2 separate regions of the Homo sapiens genome follow, and region 2 is linked to region 1. A link is a contact called in ENCODE Hi-C or POLR2A ChIA-PET data. All regions are on one chromosome and are shown on one strand. The core of a region is the stretch at or near the end of the contact, and the rest is flanking DNA. Distances in the headings are between cores, read along the strand shown.

Region 1 (7,489 bases), core at 2,634-5,133:
AGGATCTCTTTCCTCATTGTTTCAAAGAGAGCCCCATGGCAGAGTCTAATTAGCTCAGTTTGAGTCACACGTCTATCCCCAGGCCAATGACTGCAGGAATGGGGTAGAATATGTGACTTGGCCAGCCTAGGAATTGTGCCAATTGTGAGAAAACTTGGGAGCAGAGGCTGTGGAACAGCCTAGCATCTCAGGAAGCTGAAGCAAGAGAATCACTTGAGCCTAGGAGTTCAAGCCTGTAGGGTGCTATGATCACACCTATGAATAGCTACTGCACTCCAGCCTGGGCAATAGAGTGAGACCTGTGTCTGAAAACAAAATAAATTGTAAGATAACAGAAAATAAAGCCCTATTAAGACAAGGGGTCATGCCGGGCTCTTGTACTGCGGCAGCACCAACTCCAGCAGAGGGAAGGGGCTCAGTCAACACTCGGGTGGGTGCTGTCAGGCCTTCTCCCAACATTCCAGGGAAGGATGGGGTGAGCCAGGTGACCACTCTACCCTAGCAGCTCTCCAGACTCCATGGTGGAAGATGGAAGAAATAGTTAGGTGGCTCTGAGCCTGCTCACAGAGACTATTTTAGATGGGGGCCCCTTGCAAAAGCGCCACATCCTCTTCTTGCGTTTGCAGACAACACTCAGCTATTCAGACAACAGGAACTCCACGAGACTCGGGTAGAAAACAGCCAGAGTGAGGCTGGTGGCCAGGGGCCCACCTCAGCTTGGATTGGTGGGATCTGTTAGCAGGCACCTGCCTGAACTCCCAGACACCACTGTCCGTTCCCTGTGGACAGAGAGTATTGCTTCATTACATCACCATTGTAGATCAGAGGAGGAGGTGAAACCATTACTAACAGGAGTCATGGGAATGAGGGCTGATGCTTCCTGAGGGCTGCCTGTGGCTGGGCACTGCTCAGTCACTGCCTCAATCCTGACATGAATCCTGGGAGGGCGGGGTCTAGATAAGAGAGTGTTTGTTTGGTCACGTGTTGTAGATACCTACTTAATGTTGGCAAAGGGGAATCTATTGGTAAAAAAAAAGAATGTCTCATAGGTAGAACCAAAGGGCAGGAAATTCAATACCTCGCCAGCAACTGAACTGCACGTAACAATCACTCACTTTCCCACACATCCCGAGGCCACTTCCTTCCCCAGCTCAGCCGTGAGACCAGACCCGCTAAGGATGCTCAATCCAAACCCAAGTTCCAGGAGAGAGGAGCTGATTGGCCCAGCTGGGGTCAGTGGTCCACCCCTGGCCCAGTTGGGTCTGGCCAGGTGGGTGGGGTTATGTAGGAAGCTGAAGGCCTGAGGGACGCGTGACCAACTCAGCATTCCACTGGAGTCTATATGATCAAACAGCAAACTGTTTATCATGAATGCAAGATGTGAACAAGCTCACGACTGCTCTTGCAGACAGAAGGTTTCCTGGAGGCAATCACTCCCTGGGGCCAAGGCTATCTACTGCGACATCTAGAGCCTGTTGTTCGAGGAATGCAGTCTTACAAGCCTACTCTGGGCCAAGCAGCTGACCCCTTCTTCCACCCCAGTTCTCACTACCTCTTTTGCCTAATAAATACAGAGGGCTGTGTAAAGCTCAGAGCTCTTGTCCACTAGAGGCAAGGTGCCCCCTGACCCCTTCTTCCAAATATACTCTTTTGTCTCTTGCCTTTTATTTCCGTGTTCGCCCCCTTTGTTCAGTCGCCCTAGGTCGGTGCGGGTTACATAGTGGCGCCCCGAACAGTGACAGAATCGGGCTCACAACAGGGTTACATGGTACAAACACAACTGCTAGAGGCTACACTTGTGGGTCCAGTTCTCAGCAAAGGAGGGCTTAGCATAGGTGTACCCTGCATCCTCTATGGCTTGTATTAACTCCATGTGGCTTAGTGGGAGACACGAAGACACATTTCTAGTAAGTGGTGGGGCTGGAACTCACACAGGTCAGCCCGCTCGGAGCTCGTGTTTTAACCATGGTGCTACAAATTCTCTACTCAAACTTCTCTTTATACCTCCTCCCCACAGTGTTTTACATATATGCTTGATCTTGGGTTCAGTTCAATTCAATCCACATAGATTGTATATCTTTAGAGTACTGGGCCTTATGAGAAAAACAAAGATAAATAAGATCTACATGCTGGTCTCCAAGAGCTTCAGGGGTGTTTGGGGGCAGAGCTTTCAAGTCTCAACCAGCTCTTCCAGGAAACCAGCTGTGAGGAATGTTCCAGCCGGGGGTGCCTAACATGCTTTCTGAGTGTGCAGGTATTCATTTCAATTTGGAGCATCAGGCAAGTCCAAATAGAGAAGGCAAATATTTCAGTGACTTTAAATAGGGTCAGTTATGTCATTTTTTTGTTTGTTTATTTGTTTGTTTGTTTGTTTGAGACAAAGTCTAACTCTGTCGCCCAGCCTGGAGTGCAGTGGTGCAATCTCGACTCACTGCAATCTCCACCTCCCGGGTTCAAGTGATTCTCCTGCCTCAGCCTTCCAAGTAGCTGAGATTACAGGTGTGCCACTATGCCAGGCTAATTTTTGTATTTTTAGTAGAGACGGGGTTTCACCATGTTGGCCAGGCTGGTCTCGAACTCCTGACCTCAGGGGATCCACCCACCTCGGCCTTCCAGGGTGCTGGGATTACAGGCGTGAGCCACCGTGCCCAGACGATGTTATGTTTTTATGGAGATTTTGCTCATTATTTGTTACGGAGAATATGAGGCTCCCACATTCCCCCATGCCTTGGGCCTCCATACAGCTGAATCCTGTTCTGGTGTCCATGTCCTTGATATTGAAGAGATGTCCACAGAGATCCTTAGAAAGGCCAGGACAGATGTCTGGGTCATCACTCCACTATCTAAATGTGGGATCTTTCAGGCTGACTCCAGCAGAACAGGCAGCAGATCAGCTTCATGGTAGTTTTGGCCTTTTTTCTCACAAGTAGGGATTCAGGCCAATTAGAAGACCTCTAGATCTCTGTGTACTCAAAGGCTGGTATGAAACAGACACATTTTTGATAATGACCCATAAGGCAACCACACAGCCTTGAGGATCAGGTTAAAATGGAATAGTCAAATTCATAGAGACAGAAAGTAATATGGTAGTTGTCCAAGGCTGGGGGTATGGGAGTATGGTGAGTGACTGGTTAATAGGTACAGACTTTCAATCTTACAAGATATGAAGAGTTCTAGAGATGGATGGTGGTAATGATTGCACAACATGAGTGCACTTAATACTACATAACTATACCCTTAAAAATGACTAAGGTGGGCCGGGCGTGGTGGCTCATGCCTGTAATCCCAGCACTTTGGGAGGCCGAGGCAGGTGGATCACGAGGTCAGGAGATTGAGACCATTCTGGCTAACATGGTGAAACCCCGTCTCTACTAAAAATACAAAAAATTAGCCGGGCGCAGTGGCGGGCGCCTGTAGTCCCAGCTACTCGGGAGGCTGAGGCAGGAGACTGGCGTGAACCTGGGAGGCGGAGCTTGCAGTGAGCCGAGATCGTGCCACTGCACTCCAGCCTGGGTGACAGAGCGAGACTCTGTCTCAAAAAAAAAAAAAAAAAAAAAAAAAAAAAAAAAAAAAAAAAAAAAGACTAAGGTAACCTGGGCATGGCATACTTGTAGTCCCAGCTACTTAGGAGGCTGAGGCAAGAGGATCCTTTGAGCCCAGGAGTTCGAGACCAGCCTGGGCAATATAGTGGGATCCCATCTCTACCAAAAAAAAAAAGACTCAGATGGCAAATTTTATGTAACGTGTATTTTACCACAGTAATCAAAAATTGGTGAAAATATGAGATTATTGGGCCCACAGCTGATGTCTACTAGTGTGAGAGGCCTGGGTGCTGTCATTTCCTTAAACAAGTCTGTAAACCTTACAGATGACCTGATGAATGGGGAAATTGTGCCAGTAATCTGGTAAACAGTGACAAGCAAACAGCAAGCGCACGCACACACACACATCTCTTCTGCCCCCTAGTGAACATCTAGAATTCTAAACTCCATTTGCTTAAAATCTAAAGAGCAATGTACTATCATTTTACAATTCTTTAAATTGTTAAATCTCACAGGAAATATGTGCTCATTTTTTAAAAAATAAAATCAGGCCGGGTGCGGTGGCTCATGTCTGTAATCCCAGCACTTTGGGAGGCCGAGGCGGGCGGATCACGAGGTCAGGAGATTGAGACCATCCTGGCTAACATGGTGAAACCCCATCTCTACTAAAAATACAAAAAATTAGCCGGGCGTGGTGGCAGGCGCCTGTAGTCCCAGCTACTTGGGAGGCTGAGGCAGGAGAATGGCGTGAACCTGGCAGGCGGAGCTTGCAGTGAGCCGAGATCACGCCACTGCACTCCAGCCTGGGCAACAGAGCAAGACTTTGTCTCAAAATAAATAAATAAATAAATAAATAAATAAAATAAAAATAAATAAAAATAAAAATTAAAAATAAAATTAAAAATAAAATCAAACACATATATAAAATAAAAACTGGAAGTCCCACTTTCACTCATAAGAGTTAACAGTTTAATGTACATCTTTCCAGATTTTTCTCTATTAAAAATATATCCATGTACGCTTTTTTTTTTCTTTGAGACAGGGTCTTACTCTGTCTCCCAGGCTGGAGTGCAGTGGTGTGATCTTGGCTCACCGCAGCCTTGACCTTCTAGGCTCAAGCGATCCTCCTACCTCAGCCTCTTGAGTAGGTGGGACTACAGGTGTGCGCCACCATGCCTGGCTGATTTTTTAATTTTTTGTAGGGAGGGGGTCTCACTATGTTGCCTAGGCTGGTCTCAAACTCCTGGGCTCAAGGTGATCTTCTTTCCTCCGCCTTCCAAACTGCTGGGATTACAGGTGTCAGCCGCTGTGCCCAGCCCCATGCACACATTTATGGTGTTTTGTATGAATGAGTTTAAATGGTACACATCAGTTAGCAAGACAGAGGCTGGCTAAATGCTCACCAAATCTATTTTTGGGGCACACAGCTGGACTCGTCTCCCAGTTAGGTGTGGCCAGGTGCTCTGAACAATAGATGAGGGTGAAATAATGATTGCCACTTCCGTGCCCCACTCATAAATTTCTCCAGCACCTGATGGTTGACATTTTCCTTTCTCTTTCAGCTTTGATGATGTGTGGAGATAGAAGGAGCCTAGGTCCCTGAATGACTGTCTGGGGTAGAGCCGCCCCCTCCCAGTGGACCTACTTTGGGCTGTGACATCAGAAAGAAATGTAGCTTTACTGGATTTGTTATAGCAGTTCACCTATCCTGTCCAATGCAATCTAAGACTTGCATTTTTCATTAAGTATATTAATATATTGAACATCTTTCATGCTAGCAAGTATAAGCCTATTGGATATTTTAAGTCATTCAAGTGTATGAATGTATAAAAATGTATTTGATCATTCTCTGCTTTTTTTTTTTTTTTTGAGACTAAGTCTCACTCTATCGCCCAGGCTGGAGTACAGGGATGTGATCTCAGCTCACTGCAATCTCTGCCTCCCAGGTTCAAGCAGTTCTCTTGCCTCAGCCTCCCCAGTAGTTGGGATTACAGGCGTGCACCACCACGCTCAGCTAATTTTTGTATTTTTAGTAGAGATGGGGTTTCACTGTGTTGGCCGGGCTGGTCTCAAACTCCTGACCTCAAGTGATCTGCCTGGCTTGGCCTCCCAAAGTGCTGGGATTACAGGCATGAGCCACTGCGTCCAGCCTCTCATTCTCTTCTTGATGGATACTTATATTAAACTCCTGGGCCCAAGCGATCCTCCCATCTCAGCCTCCGGAGTAGCTGTGACCACAGGTGTGTGCTGCCGCACCCAGTTAATTTTTTAAAAAGTTTTTTTGGGGCTGGGGGTGGTGGCTTACTCCTGTAGTCCCAGCACTTTGGGAGGCTGAGGCAGGCAGATCACTTCAGGTCAGGAGTTCGAGACCAGCTTAGCCAACATGACGAAACCCCATCTCTACTAAAAATATTTAATATAAAAATTAGCCAGGTGTGGTGTCTCATGCCTGTAGTCCCAGCTACTTGGGAGTCCGAGGCACAAGAATCGTTCAAACCCAGGAGGGGTTCTCCTCCAGGGTTTTCTCTCAGGAAATGTCACCTCTTTCCACAGGTTACTCAATTCAGAAGCCTGGGCTTGGGATCCACTGTCACCAACACCTCGAGCCATTGGTCTGCCCTCCAGCCCCACCTCCACTCTCCTTGGGTGTCAGGCCTCGTGATCTTCTGCCTGAGTCACTCCTAATGGGGCTCCACCTCCTTTCTTCTCACAATTTCTTCTCCAAATTGTGGCCAGAGGGGTCTTCATGCTAAACCGACAGTGGTATCACTCTCCAGGTTAAAATGCCTTCAGGGCCAGGCGCGGTGGCTCCCGCCTGTAATCCCAGCACTTTGGGAGGCCAAGGCGGGTGGTTCATAAGGTCAGGAGTTCAAGACCAGCCTGACCAATACGGTGAAATCCCATCTCTACTAAAAATAAAAAAAATTAGCCTGGTGTGGTGGTATGCACCTGTAATCCCAGCTACTCGGAAGGCTGAGGCAGGAGAATTGCTTGAACCTGGGAGGCAGAGGTTGTAGTGAGCTGAGATCGCACCACTGCACTCCAGCCTGGGTGACAGAGAGTCCATCTTGGGGGGGAAAACAAGCTTTCAGATACTCCCCATCTTCACAGCACAGAGCCCAGTCCTATGGTGGTCTTCAGTCTCCTCTCTCCCACCAACCTCACGAGGCTCACGCTCTTCCTCCTGGTCATGCTTAACCAGTGGAGCTCTCTGTGCTGGGCCCACCCCCATCACCTTCCCATCTTCCATCATTGTCCCGATGGTCCCTCCTGTAGGGCTCACTTTAAAGGTAACCTTTGAGAAACCTATCATGTCATGCAGAAGGAGCAGCATTGGAGGAAAAAAGAAAGAACGAGAAACCTATCACTTCAGCTCATCACTCAACCAAAACAATATTTTATCAAGCAGAGTCTAATTCATGCCCAATAAACAGCATCCATTGAAAGTATACAACGTGATGTGTTTTGGCGGATGTCTACACCCATGAAATCACTGCTGTCAGTCAAGATGCAGAACATTTTCTTTCCTCCAAGGGTCTCCTTGTGCCCCTGGGTCCCTAAACCTTCTTCCACCACCAGCCCCAGACAACCACAGCGGTGTTTTCTGTCACTGTAGATGAGTTTGCATCTTTTAGAATGTGACATAATGGAACCATCCAGGTGTGTCCTTTTTTGGTTATATGTCAATTTTAGAATTTCTTTTTTTTTTTTTTTTGAGACGGAGTCTCACTCTGTCACCCAGGCTAGAGTGCATTGGTGTGATCTTGGCTCGCTGCAACCTCTACCTCCCCGGTTCAAGCAATTCTCCTGCCTCGGGCTTTTGGGTAGCTGGGACCACAGGTGTGCGCCACCATGCCCGGCTAATTTTTGTATTTTTAGTAGAGGCGGGGTTTCACCATGTTGGCCAGGTGTGTCTCGAACTCCTGACCTCAGGTTACCCCCTGCCT
Region 2 (7,489 bases), core at 1,318-3,817, 330 kb before region 1:
TCTTTCTTTTTTTTTTTTAAGACAGTGTCTTGCTCTGTTGCCCAGGCTGGAGTGCAGTGGCGCCATCTCGGCTCACTGCAACTTCTGCCTCCCAGGTTCAAGTGATTCTTCTGCCTCAGCCTCCTGAGTAGCTGGGATTACAGGCGCATGCCACCACGCCTGACTAATTTTTGTATCTTTAGTAGGGATGGGGTTTCACTATATTGGCCAGGCTGGTCTCGAACCCCTGACCTCATGATCTGCCGCCTCGGCCTCCCAAAGTGTTGGGATTAACAGGTGTGAGCCACTGCGCCTGGCCTCTTCTACCTCTTCTAATTGGATTATTTTACTTTAGAATAGTTTAGCTGTACAGAAAAGTTGGAGTTCCCATATAGCCTACTCCCAGTTTGCCCCCATTAAACACATCTTATGTTAGTACAGTATATTTGTCACAACTAATGAACCAGTATTGATACATTATTATTGACTAAAGTTTATGCTTTATTCAGATGTTCTTAGCTTGTACCCAGTGTCTTTTTTTTTTCCGTTCTAGGATGCCACATTAAATTTAATCATGTCCCCATAGTTTCCACTAGGTTGTGACAATTAAGTTTTTGATGACCATGACAGTTTTGAGGCATACCGATCAGATATTTGGTAGAATGTTCCTCGATTTGGGATTTGTCGGATGCTTTCTTCATGATTATCCTGAGGTTATGGGGTTTGGGCTATAACATGCTTAATTGTAACTAGGGTGATTCTTGTTTTCTAGTTATTTTTTAAGGGGGAAAAAAAGTTTATTTCATGGGTGTGGTATCTTCTCTTGATTTTATGAGGATATTAATTTTATAATACATATTTTTAATCTTTGATCTCTGGCACTGTCTGTTTCCTCTGTTATTTTGTCTATTTATTTGGTGTCTGTCTTTTAGTTGGTCATCTCTCAGATACCTGTGGTCTCGGGCACACAGCTGATTGGAAACTGCATGGACTCTTCAGAGTGGGTGCCTGGATGGGAGGCTGGCCTTTTCATTTCTTGAATCCCATGTTGGTGTATATAGGTTTTCTTTCTCTGGGGCTGGTTTTTCAAGAGAAGACTCCCTTGTCTTTGCCTGAGGAGTGGAGGGTGGTGTGGTGTTTGTCTGCTGCCCTCCTGTGAGGAGCAGCAGAAGTGGGGGGCCTGAAGCTTCTGAGGTTTGCCACTCAGGTTCTCTCTTCACTTTTTTGGGGGGTCTCCTTTCCCCACCCCTTCCCCCTCTGACCCTGGTGTTCTCAAGTCTAGACTTCTCTTGTTTAATGTATCCAGTGGGGGAGGGAAGGGGCCGTAGGTGTCTAGCTGTTGCACTTGCAGCCTTCAGCCAGTCCCCCCACATCTGAGTTCCCACCTTCCCCTTTCATGCAAGGTGCCTGCCACCTCCTACGACCTCCTGAGCCTTCTGATATCCTGGGTGAAGGGAGGTTTTCCCCTCTGCAGTCCTCATGTTGTGGCATCTTTCAGTCTGTGAAATCTGTTCATACTTTTGCCCCCTCCTTGCCAAAACTGTCCCTGTTGTTTGGGTTCTTCGCTGTTTTCATTTTCGGGGGTTGGAAGGATGAGCTGTACAAGCCCTCAGTCTTTCTGCCATGTTTAACCAGAAGCCCCCTGTATTCTAAATAGTGTGTCTGTGAGTTGGATGGAATTGAATTAAGGGCCATCTGTGGGATGTGTGTGCGTGGAGATGCGTGCACAGCCCTCTTTATGTACACGGGTGTGGGAGTATTTTTGTCCGAGCACCACTCGACTGCCTTTTCCCCATGATCGAGCATGACTCTCTTTTTGTGTCAGAACCTCAAGAACTGCCATTTGCTGTGGTCGCTACAGAGCATGGTGAGGCCCAGAGGTAAGGCTGGTTTTGATGTCTGGTCATTGGCACAACCTTCTTACACATATGGAGGGTGAACTTCTCTGTCCTTCCCTCCAGACGCCTTGAGAAAGGGAGTCCAAAGCCCCGGAGGCAGAGAGTTCAGCCAGCTGCAGGGGGTGATGGTGTCACCACCACTATCTGCTGAACTCCTCTGTGCCAAGGAGCATTGCATCAGGGTGCTGGTGGCACACCTGGGGATCATCATCTCTTCCTTCTAAAGCAGCTGTCTGTCTCCACTTTGTCACTGAGAAAACAGTAAGTGCAGGAGGTGACATTTGGCCCCTGGCCCCCTCTTCCTTCTGGAAACTTGTGTGTAGAGAGAGAGCTACTGCCTGCAAAGGGGGTTCATCCTCTATAGGGAGTGTTTGCCCCAGAGAGTGTTTACCTAGAGGTTAGGTGGGAGTTTAGATTCAGCGTTGGTTATTATTTGGGGGATGATAGAACCAATCTTGGTTTTTTTTACCCCCCTGTGTTTTTTTCTGTGAGTCTCTGTGAGGACATAGGGTTTAGGAAGGTGGGGAGGAATGCTTTCTCCTGGGCTGAAGGAAGTCACTTGCTGCCAGAGACAGGCCAGCCTGATTTGTCTTCTTCTTTTGTGCCCAGATTCCAGCTTGCTCCAGGTGACATCATTCCTACAGGGGAAAGGCTTTGGGTGTAAACAATGGCACTGCCGGGCAAGCCAGGGACAGCTGCAGCTGGCTGGGACGTGGCCTTCCTCCTCGGTGTGTGTGTGCTCAGCTCAGCCTTTCTGCCATCCTGAGTTTTCTTTAAAATTATCTTCATAGTTTTAAAAAACAAATAGCAAATCTGTTTGGAATTAATACACAGTGTTTTATGACCCTTACTGCTGAATTCTTTTGAAATGGGAAGTCAAAACACAGTAGAACACGGGCGAGGCAGATGATTAGTATTGCAGCGTGACAGCACCTGGAATTTAAGTGGCTCATGCTGGTGAAGAGAGATCCAGGGATCTAATCTGGGAGCTGGTTTAGGGATGATACTTTTCTGTAATTTTTTTTAAGATTTACAGTTTTTCTGTATCAAGCGTATATTTCTTTTGTTACTAAAAATGTGATGGAGAAATAAATGAGCAGTACTGGGATTATCCACTTCCATAAGGCCATCTATTGTAACATCAGAGGGTGACTGCAGTAAATAGCTACGTTTATTGCCCCAAAGTGGGAAGCCTTGAAACTGGGGCAGTTTAGTGTGGTTTAAATTAGTCACAGTAGAGTGTTTATCTCAAGAGGGTTTTCTGAGAATCTCCCTGCATCTCTGTCTTCCTGAGAATTAAAGGGGTCCACTAGCAGATCCTAAACACCTGGGAGTTTGTCCTCATGGTGTTTGAAGGTCTGCTCTCTGTACCAGCACCCTTAAACTGTGACACTTAAACTGTGACACACCAACGTGGGGACGGGTCCCCAGTGCACAGGAGGAGGTAGAAGCACAGGTGCCTGGTCTACCCAGCACCACCCAGAGCAGCCCTGCTGGGGAACGGAGGCTTCCCTGGCTGCATAGGAGTCTGGAGAGATGAGCACTGTCAAAAGCTGATAATTGGGTGGGCTGGAGAGAGAACAAGAGCAGAACCACGGTGAGGTGACAGCCGCCATTGGTCGAGTGCCTGCTGAGGACAAGTGCTGGGTCAAGTGCGGGGGTCTTTGTTCTCTTGTTTATTCCTTACAGCAGACCTGGGAGGTGGGAGATTAACATGGTATGTTCATCTTAATCCACGAGGAAATAGACCTCAAGTCACAGTGTGGAGTGGAGGCGAGATGCAAACCCAGTGTTTCAGATTTGAGACTGCCGGGGGTGGTGTGGGGAGAAGGCTGGGTGGCGGCGTGGGGCCAGCATGTTGGGCCGGGGGGGTCTGGACTTGACCCTGGCGCGGTGGGGGGTGATGTGGAAGGTGTGTGAGCAGGTGCTCCCCGTGGTCTGTGTTGCTGTGTGAGCCGTGGCTCTGGTGGAGGGGACCCAGCTGACCATGTGGTTCCGGCAAGGGGCTTGCAACTAAGTGCTGGAGAACCCCCCAGTTCTCCACTGGGGGTGGGGAGTGCTTCTTGTGTCCTCACCATACGCCTCAATGCTTCTTTGTTTTTCCTTTCCTCTTATTTTAAATTTGTTGCTTCCTATATATGCTGTCTCCTTGGGGTGCGTGGTCTTCTGGGGATGGCTCATGTCTCCCATAAGGAACACTGGGTTACCAGGAACCCCACTTTCCCCACTCTGTGGTTTCCTCAAACCTTATTTTCAGGCTGTTTATTCTTGGAGAGTTTGTGCAGTGTTCTGCAGGGACCTCACCCATTTGGGCTTCTGCAGGTAGAATGCCTGGATTGTGCTATAGCTGAGCCCAGCCTTCAGCTTTCCAGATGAGCCAGTGCCTCGCTCTTAGGGAACAGAAATGTGGGCGCTTTAGGGCTCTTTGAAAGCCACCTCTGCTTTTCTTTTTTCTTTTTCTTTTTCTTTTTCTTTCTTTCTTTCTTTCTTTCTTTCTTTCTTTCTTTCTTTTTTTTTTTTTTTTTGAGATGGAGGCTCCCTCTGTCGCCCAGGCTGGAGTGCAGTGCATGATCTCGGCTCACTGCAACCTCCACCTCTTGGGTTCAAGTGAGTCCTGTCTCAGCCTCCTGAGTAGCTGGGATTACAGGCATGCACTACCACGCCCAGCTAATTTTTGTATTTTCAGTAGAGTCAGGGTGTCGCCATGTTGGCCAGGCTGGTTCCGAACTCCTGACCTCAGGTGCACCTCAGCCTCCCAAAGTGCTAGGATTACAGGTGTGAACCGCCACACCTGGCCTACCCTTGCTTTTCTGACAGTGCCACGTAGGGAGCCTCTGCAAGCTGGAGGTGTGGTGGGGGTTGGGTTAGGCTGTCATCGAGTGAGGCAGCAGAAGTGTCCCCTCAAACCCACCTGGTTCCCCCACCCTGATATGCACACAAGTTCATCATCATCTTGCAATGTATTCATGTCCATACTTTACCCTCTGAACCAGAAGGCAGCAAACTGCAACCCCGATTGCAGCCCACCTCCTGTTTTTGTAAATATGGCTATTCTCTTTTATGTATTGTCTGGGGCTACTTCCATGCTACGACGACAGCCTCAGGCAGAGTTGAGCAATTGCAGCAGAGAGCTCTGTGTGGCCAGCAAAGCTGAGTACATTTACTGTCTGGCCCTTTACAGACAAACTTTGCAGATCTCTCCTGCTGCAGGAGTGCAGGGTGGAGTCTCCTGTCTCCATGTCCCCAGCACCAAGTGACACAGGGTCTGGCACACACATTGGTCAGTAAACGTTTGAGTATTTGAAGTAGGTGAGGTCGCCTTACTTACGTTAAAGGTTTTTTTGCCAGACATTGATTGGTGTGTTGGGGAAAGATAGACTTCTTTCATCTTGTCCCTGGATTTCGTGGTGATGGTTCTTGGCTGAGACTTAACAAGTAAACTGTCCAGTGGCCACGTCCTTTTCTGGCCCACATTGTTACTTCCTGAAGCGTTTATCCAGCCTGCTATCAATTTCCATGCCTGTGGAATCATGATTTTTGGTATGTTTTGTCTAGCAGTGGGATCTTTCCGTTCGTTCTATAAAGAGACATTCCACCTTTCTCTCTCACTGCCCCCAGCCTCACGGCCAGGGCACGTTGCAGCACTCATTGTGTCCCCCTGAGGTCGGGCCTTGGGCCTTTGTCACTATTGTGAGTGGAGGAAAGAGCCATGAAATCTCTAGGTGCCCACATGTGAAGAGTGAAGTGACTGGATTTGCCTTGGGTGAGAATCTGGCTGTTGGTGGCATGGCGTAAATAAAATGCTTGTTTTTGAAGCTGTCCAGGATCATCATCTGTACAGTTGGCCAGAAAGCAGCTGTTGAGCCTGGGCTGACTTATATCAGAACCCATTGTGCCGCCTTTCGTGTCTGCACCGGTACTCCCACTGGGAAAGCAGATTCCAGGTCGTGGGGCATTCAGTCTGCAGCCTGGTGGCGTCCAGTGCAGCCTGGGCTCCAAGCCTGGCCCTGCACTCGGCAGCCTTGTGACCTTGGGTGCGTTACTTTTCTTTTCTTTCTTTCTTTTTTTTATTTTTTTATTTTATTTTAAGATGGGTGTCTCACTCTGTTCCCAGGCTGGAGTGCAGTGGCATGATCTTGGCTCACTGCAACCTCTGCCTCCCGGGTTCAAGCGATTCTCCTGCCTCAGCCTCCCGAATAGCTGGGATTACAGGCGCGCGCCACCATGCCCAGCTAAATTTTGTATTTTTAGTAGAGACGGGGTTTCACCATGTTGGCCAGCATGGTCTCGATCTCTTGACCTTGTGATCCACCCACCTTGGCCTCCCAAAGCACTGGGATTACAGGCGTGAGTCACCCGCATCCTGCCGGGTGTGTTACTTTTCTATCCTGATTGACTGAACCTTAATGTCCTTCTCTGTCAAACAGGCAGTAGTATCTTCCAGAAAGTGCTGTTATGAAGGGGAGTAGAGCACATGAGGGCTTAGCAGGGTGCCTGGCCCTTGAAGTGCTGGTGGCCACTGATCTCCCCTGAATGCGGAGCCGTAGTGGTTCCTGGTGAATGACAGGTCATCCCAGTGCCCTGGTCAGGCATCTGACACTGGCTGGCACTCAAGTGTGGAGTGAAATTAATCCTGTTACCCGGAAATGGCTTTTGATAAATTAATTACAGGGCAGAGATGTTCCCTCTGGTGGACAGATAGCAGGAACCTGTTGGACAGGCGGGCACTGTCTGGAGAGGCGGGGCTTGGATGTGAAGTTGCCGTTGTTGGCGAATCTTTCTGGTTGTTTTTGTTCCAGCACAGCCTGGGAGCACTTCTTTAGATTATGTGCCAAAATATGCAACCTGGATTCTTTTTCAATGTTCTTTTCTCCATTGATTTGTTCCCAAATCTATCTTCATATGGGTTTTAGGCCCCTTTTTCATCTGCCTAATGGCAATATTTTCTTTTAGGCTGGCAAGTTTCAGAATGCTCTAGCTCCCCGTGGCAGTGTCTCTGAGTGGCTTCTGTGGGAAAGGAGGGCTTACAGCAAGGGGGCACATAGGCTGGACTTCTTTCCAGCAGGCATCATTGGGTTGTGTCTGCTTCATATGTCATACTGAGGTTCCAAGTCAGATTCTGTTGGAGAGAAAACGAATTCTGTTGCCTACAGAAGGGAGAGAAGGTGAGGTAAAGCCGTGGCCATAAGCCAGGTTTGACTTATGCTAACCTGCGAGGACTTGGTGCGTCTATGCCGGGTCTAGTCCCACAGACCTAGGGGTGAGTCAGAGCTGGATGGAAATGCCTCAGACCCGCTGGAGAGCTGTTCTCTTGCCTCAGCCGGCTTCCTGCTTCACACTTGGATGCTCACCGGTGCTTTCTCCCTGCCTCCGGATAGGCTAGTTTAGCTTGGGGTATGCATGTGTGTTGATGGATGGAAACTCGGCAGGTATTTGAAGCCTGGTAAAGCCCTGCTAACAGCGCCCTGGCCTGATGTTTGTGAAAAGCAGCTGGCAAGCAGTGGGGCCAGATGCTTGTGGGCGGGGCCAGCCTCGCACTCAGCCGGTCAGTGGAGATCCCTGCAACGGGAGGAAATCCGAATGATTCTGGTTTATTTTGGAGTTGTGTCCAG

The links. Hi-C counts contacts between places; a loop is a spot of excess contacts on that map. ChIA-PET counts read pairs that join two places held with the same protein, here RNA polymerase II (POLR2A). Pooled maps may share reads with other maps.
Region 2: a loop to region 1 is called in a pooled map, with 2.5 times the contacts of the local background. The contact joins two enhancer-like sites. A Hi-C loop is called at or near these places in 1 of 168 maps with a recorded cell type or tissue (natural killer cell) and 2 of 50 pooled maps. POLR2A ChIA-PET finds 5 or more read pairs at or near these places in 2 of 52 experiments (SK-N-SH and T-cell).

Annotation. Positions count from the first base shown.
Region 1 is chr9:131,743,613-131,751,101 of GRCh38, forward strand. No RefSeq gene overlaps it. Among named protein-coding and RNA genes, the nearest start is that of RAPGEF1, 7.3 kb to the left of the region's middle. RefSeq lists an enhancer at 703-762. Within about 2 kb of position 3,884, at least 2 of the 41 ENCODE cell types and tissues checked have a DNase peak (open chromatin) inside an H3K27ac peak, as active enhancers do.
Region 2 is chr9:131,416,109-131,423,597 of GRCh38, forward strand. All of the region lies in intron 1 of PRRC2B (proline rich coiled-coil 2B), which reads left to right. Among named protein-coding and RNA genes, the nearest start is that of PRRC2B, 26 kb to the left of the region's middle. RefSeq lists an enhancer at 1,228-1,277. Within about 2 kb of position 2,568, at least 18 of the 41 ENCODE cell types and tissues checked have a DNase peak (open chromatin) inside an H3K27ac peak, as active enhancers do.